2 separate regions of the Homo sapiens genome follow, and region 1 is linked to region 2. A link is an interaction called in ENCODE POLR2A ChIA-PET data of the cell type or tissue named here. Cell type or tissue: MCF 10A. All regions are shown on one strand. Each heading gives the region's core, and the rest is flanking DNA. Links, peaks and the distances in the headings are about the cores only. Region 1 overlaps LOC105377891 (a long non-coding RNA gene). Region 2 overlaps BACH2 (BACH transcriptional regulator 2).

Region 1 (2,914 bases), core at 225-2,724, 180 kb before region 2:
TTCTGGTTTGGATTGCCCTGATCATTTTTCAAAACTTGTGTGAGATTTTGTACAATGAGAAATCTCTTCTTGGCAGTGGTGTGTCCAGAAAGCCCCCAGGAGTGGGCCCCCAAGGTCCTCTGTGCCGTCCAGCAATTCTGCCACATCCCTGGCACTGGTTCACATCTTTTCTCTATCCCCTAAATCTATCCTTCCCTCCTCCACTATCAGTGAACGGTCTATCTTCTTACTCCACTAAGAAAACAGAATTCCTCAGACAACGGCTTCCCATACTTCCTACCATGATATTCCAGCCTCCCTGCACTTCCCCACCTGTGCTGCCCTTCCTTCTGTTGGTTGGGATGAACTGGCCCCTTTCTCTCTCAAGGAAGCTTCTCAGCTTCCTTGTGGGGATCTTTTTTTCTTCATCTTGCTGACCTCTAAATGTCGGAGTGCCCCAGGTCTTAAACCTTAGACTTCTTCTCTTTGCTCCTCTTCTCCACCCATGTTTCCAGTTGCTGTGTTGATGACACACAGATTTCTATCTCTAGTCTGGACTTCTCCCCTAAATTCTAGATTCCCATGTCTGATTACCTGCTCACCTTTTCCACTTAGATGTCTGATAGACATCTGAAATGTACTATATCCAAAACCAAATGTTTCAGCATTTCCCCCATACCTGCTCCGCCTGGATAAATGAACTCTCCATTAATAAGCTGTTCAGTCCAAAATTCAGAATTTCCTTTGACTCTTCTCTCATATCCTACAATGGAATCATCAACAAATCTTGTCCGGTTTATGCTGAAAATATATCTGGATTCCATTTATGGCTGTCATTCTAGCATTCTATTAATAGTTTAAATCACCATCACCTCTCTAATGACTTATCTCAATAGCCTCCTACTTGGTCTCTCTGCTTCCATTCCTGTACTTCCCGTGACCCAGCAGAGTGATCCTTTAGGAGTTGAGGCCAGGACATGTTCCTTGTCTGCAGAAACCCCTACAGCATCCCACTCCATTCACTTTTGTCAGATTTCATTGGATGTTAAATTTGCCCTGCCATGCCTTATTCAAGGTACCACATTTGAAATTCTGTCTACTGTTCTGCCTAAGAAAAAATACAATATTTTCTCAACATCATCAAATCCTGTACAGGGTGCTGGAGAGCAAGAAAATCAAAGGCTCAAGAACTGCCCATGTCTTTAGTCCGTCTTCCTTTCCTCATCTGTTTCCTGTATATTTTAATTTTTCCTGTTTTATTTTCTACAATCAAGAAGATTTCTATTATAGAAATAAAGTTTATTTGTTTCAATGCCATGATACAGATTTATTGTCCCTGGAAATATCATGCTTAGAAATGAATCACAGACAAAGCCCATGCTCTGGATCAACACACATGTGTAATTATGTAGGAAAAAAATGTATATCAGGAAAGGTTGAATGCTCCAGGCATGAGAAATAAATTGACCTCCACTCAACTTACTGCCATGATTATACAGAGGGAAGGACCTGGATCTGTTTCACATCATAAACGCCTAAATTGCCAGAGCAGCACAAGCCCAGGAGTGGCCATGCAAACTCATGATGGAGGTGCTAAGGCTGTCCACAGCCCAACCTCTGCAGCAGTACTGTTAAATGAGTGTCTAGTACTTGACTTACCATTTTAATTTCACATAATTCTGAATGTATTTTTCGGCTTGAATTCAAATAACCCACTTCTAACTACCGAAAATAAAGTAGAAAAATGAACTCACTACCAGACTTCAAAGCTTATCCAAAGCAAAGATTTCGTCTTACAGCCAGAGGTGCATGATTGCAGAGCTGGATGTAACCTGAGAGGCTAACTACTCCTAATTCAGCCTCCTTGAATGACTGGATGATGCAACCTATCACAGGTGTTTTAGGTTTTTTCATCTCTATTTAATGTCCCACCTCATGCTTGAAAATCTCAAAGTGAAAAAGCTCCAGTCTGAGTCTTTGGGCAAGCAGACTAACTGAAATGACCTGTTAGCCTTTGTTGTATCCATCTGACAAGATCAGCTTGTAGAATCCAGAATGGAGGTGGGAGATCAGCTGGCAGCCTCATTTCCCTCCTCAACCACCCCTACGCTGATGTGCCCAACTCCACTCACAGCTGGGCAGCCACCGCTTGCTTGAAAATAAATGAATCTACACCACTCTCATACGGATGCTCTCAAGCATCCCTTGTTGTGAGAAAAACATTTATTGCTGCTACTAAAATGCGTAAAGTTATCTCACAAACACATACTTACAAGAATGAGGAATGAGAAACAGAACCATCCATAAAACTATAAGAAACGGCCTGGCCAGGGCAGACCAGGAATTAGTACTCTGTCCTTGCCAGGGGTCAGGCAGGGACCTCAGAAGCAGGGTGTTTTGTCCTAGGGGGCACCAGACCAGAGGTCAGGAGACTGAGGGCTACTCCTAGCTCTAGGACTTTTCCTTATCTGAAGGCCGGGTCGGTTAGCAGAGAAAATCTCACAGTCCCGTGCCAGACCTCCACGCAGGGACTCTGCAGTGCTGTTAGAAAAATTAGCTCAGCACCTTCAGCTTGCTTTCAGCCATCACTTAGCTTTCCACACAGACATTCCAAATGGGGCCTTTCAAAACTCTGCCCTCAAATGAAGGTAGTTCAGAGCAACACTTTAGATGATATCACAAGACTCCCAGGACGCTTCACTGCTTCCTCAGCATACGCCAGTGCCCGTTTTACAGGGGGGATTTATGATCCTTCTCTCAGTAGAGCGAGCCAAACTTTTATAATATTCATTAAAAATCAGCACCACGTGTAATAATATGGAATACTGCCTGTACACAAGAGGGCCAAGTTATAGGTGTTTAGGGAAACGTGGCAGAATTTTCTGGCCTTGGCAAGAGGTAAAGTTGCAGGCACCAGCACAACACTAACACAACC
Region 2 (2,914 bases), core at 106-2,605:
AGATTTCTATTTCTAATAGAAATTTCTTTATGTTTTCCCACCGGTCTTCTTTTTTTTTTTTTTTTTTTTTTTTGAGACGGAGTCTCGCTCTGTCGCCCAGGCTGGAGTGCAGTGGCGGGATCTCGGCTCACTGCAAGCTCCGCCTCCCGGGTTCACGCCATTCTCCTGCCTCAGCCTCCCAAGTAGCTGGGACTACAGGCGCCCGCCACTACGCCCGGCTAATTTTATGTATTTTTAGTAGAGACGGGGTTTCACCGTTTTAGCTGGGATGGTCTCGATCTCCTGACCTCGTGATCCGCCCGCCTCGGCCTCCCAAAGTGCTGGGATTACAGGCGTGAGCCACCGCGCCCGGCCCCCACCGGTCTTCTTATAAGCTGTCCTAGCCTTCAGTGTTAGTGTCCTAGGTCTGCTTAACAAATTATCACAAACTGGACAATTTAAAACAATGTTTATTCTCTCACAGTTCTGGTGGCCTGAAGTCCAAAATCAAGGTGTTTCAGGGCCACACTTCCTCCAAAGGCTTCAGGGCAGAATCATCCCTTGCCTGTCCCAGCTTCTGGGGAGGCTCCAGGTGTTCCTCAGCTCATGGCTAAATGACTCCAATCTCTGCCTCCACTTCTGTCTTCTTCTCTTCTCTTGGCCTTCTCCTCTGTCTTCTCTTCTGTGTCTTCTAAGGACACCTCCCCTTGGATTTAGGGCCTACTCAGGTAATCCAGGATGATTTCATCTCGAGATTCTCAACTTAATTACATCTGCGAAGGTCCTTTTCCAACATAAAGTTTCATTTCCAGGTTCTAGAAGTTAGGACACCTGTATTGTTGGGGACCTCAATTCAACCCCCTACTCCTTCTAAACTATTCAACAACAGTTTTGAAGTTAAGCAAAACATTCTAGATTTACCATTTTACTTTTCTCTGCCGTTAAGTTCTCCGGTTTTATGTCTCTTTTTTATGTGTAACTATAGGAAGGTCTCCCATGAAAAAAATAGAACCATTGCCATGGGCAGTCAGTAGCTACACTAGCAATGTGTCTGCCCTGTGAAGCTCAGGCTTCTGTCCTGGTGGGTCTCCCTCTTGTCAAGCAGTTTTCTCAGCCATCAGAGGGGCTGGGAGAGCCAGGCCTCGCCAACACTTTCTCTGAACACATTCACACTTCTTGCCTGTGCTCTTCTTTGCCCAGGCTCTCCTGGGATGCAGAAATCAGGGAGGTGTTTACTGAGGAATAAAACTAATGTCTCAGTAGAAATTTTTTTAAAATGTCATAGTAAGTCTATTATTGATTGTGTTCAGTTGGACTTTGAGCAGATTTGGGGCCACTTTCCCCATCCCAGCCCTCAAGGAGAAAGAGAAAAGACAAGACTAAAATGAGTGTGGCCATGTATCCCATCTTACTGCCTTCAAGAAGTCCTTTCCTGTAAACCTTTTTTTTGATTGTTCTTGTTGTTCTGGTAAGGGAGGGCGAACTGGGTTTGATTCTGAGACTGCCACAAGCCTGTCTCTTTTTTTGTGTTGTACTGACTCGATCCTTGCTTCACGCTACAGATTTCTCACAGTGGGTATTTTTAGTTGAGGAGGAGGTTTCTCAAAAATACTTTGCCGATGTCTGGTCATGCACAACCCCTGGGCATCCCCAGTGAAGTGCTTTGAGTCATGGCCCCTTAAGGGCAGAGAGGATGTGCATTTGGCCCATGGTGTGCTTTGCCTGGACGTGTGTCATTTCCCAAAATATACAGGAGGAGAACCAGATTAGTAAAAGGAAACCTTGTCACACATGGTAGGGTTCTGCTGCCCCAGAATCAACCTTTACAGCTGGAAAGGTTCAGCCTTTCTTACTTGGAAGGGTCATATTCATTGAACTGCAGTTAAAACAGTCTTACCAATAGATAGGTAGCCTCACACCAGAAATGGGGGGCAAAAGGCAGAATCACTAAACATTTAAGCAACACATGAGTAAAAATATTTGGCCTCTTTTTTTCTTTGTTTAAAATATGCAAAGGTGGCCGGGCACGGTGGCTCACACATGTAATCCCAGCACTTTGGGAGGCCGAGGTGGGCGAATTACCTGAGGTCAGGAGTTCGAGACCAGCCTGACCAACATGGTGAAACCCCATCTCTACTAAAAATACAAAAAATTAGCTGGGTATGGTGGTGGACGCCTGTAAGATCCCAGCTACTCGGGAGGCTGAGGCAGGAGAATTGCTTGAGCCCGGAAGGTGGAGGTTGCAGTGAGCCAAGATTGTGCCACTGCACTCCAGCCTGGGCACAACAGAGTAAGACTCGTCTCAAAATAAATTAATTAATTAATTAATAAAATGCAAAGGCTTTTTGCTCCAAGATAGCTGAAATTTAGATATATATCTTTTTATTAAAATAGTTTTTATTTAAATAAGCAAATAATAACCGTTAAGAAAAGTTAGAAAATTTTAAAAATCAGAAAAAACAACAAGAAGGAACCCTATCTACCTAGAGCTTCCCAGGGTTCCAGGCTGGTTACAGAGTCAGAGCCCTCTTAGCTAACCTGACTGGGTGTTTTCTCATTAGTTGAAAAATCAATTAAACAGTGAATCATTTTTTAAAAAGATACTACATAGCCTAAATCATGTATTTAACCTAAAGTTGCAAATGAACAGTTATTTGCCAATCTTTTGATGTGGGCTCGAGGCCTTTTCTTCGAGTTTGGGTCTGCTGATTGGAACTTCATGTAATCTTTCATGCACATTATTGCATGATTTCCATTTTCAGTCTCTTTAAGTGAGGAATTTTTTAAGACACTTGCAACACAGTCTGACTGCAAAGTCATTTTAAATTTTTATTATTTCCCCAATCTTTCACAGTTGTCTCAATCATATCTAATTCAATGGCAGATTTCCTCTAGTGACTTACTTTCATTTCTTTAATTTTACTAAATTTTCATA

Evidence for each region. Peaks named below come from ENCODE experiments on the same cell type or tissue, not always from the same donor. Only the 100,000 strongest peaks of a DNase experiment are listed, where the experiment ranks them.
Region 1: POLR2A ChIA-PET joins it to region 2 with 5 read pairs; 5 of 35 experiments call an interaction of 5 or more read pairs at or near these places.

The regions. Positions count from the first base shown.
Region 1 is chr6:90,297,779-90,300,692 of GRCh38, reverse strand. All of the region lies in intron 1 of LOC105377891 (a long non-coding RNA gene), which reads right to left. Among named protein-coding and RNA genes, the nearest start is that of BACH2, 2.4 kb to the right of the region's middle. RefSeq lists an enhancer at 1,636-2,137. In MCF 10A, for the core only: no CTCF peak of the experiment used is centred there; no DNase peak of the experiment used is centred there.
Region 2 is chr6:90,120,929-90,123,842 of GRCh38, reverse strand. All of the region lies in intron 4 of BACH2 (BACH transcriptional regulator 2), which reads left to right. Among named protein-coding and RNA genes, the nearest start is that of BACH2, 170 kb to the left of the region's middle. In MCF 10A, for the core only: no CTCF peak of the experiment used is centred there; a DNase peak (open chromatin) is centred at 1,642.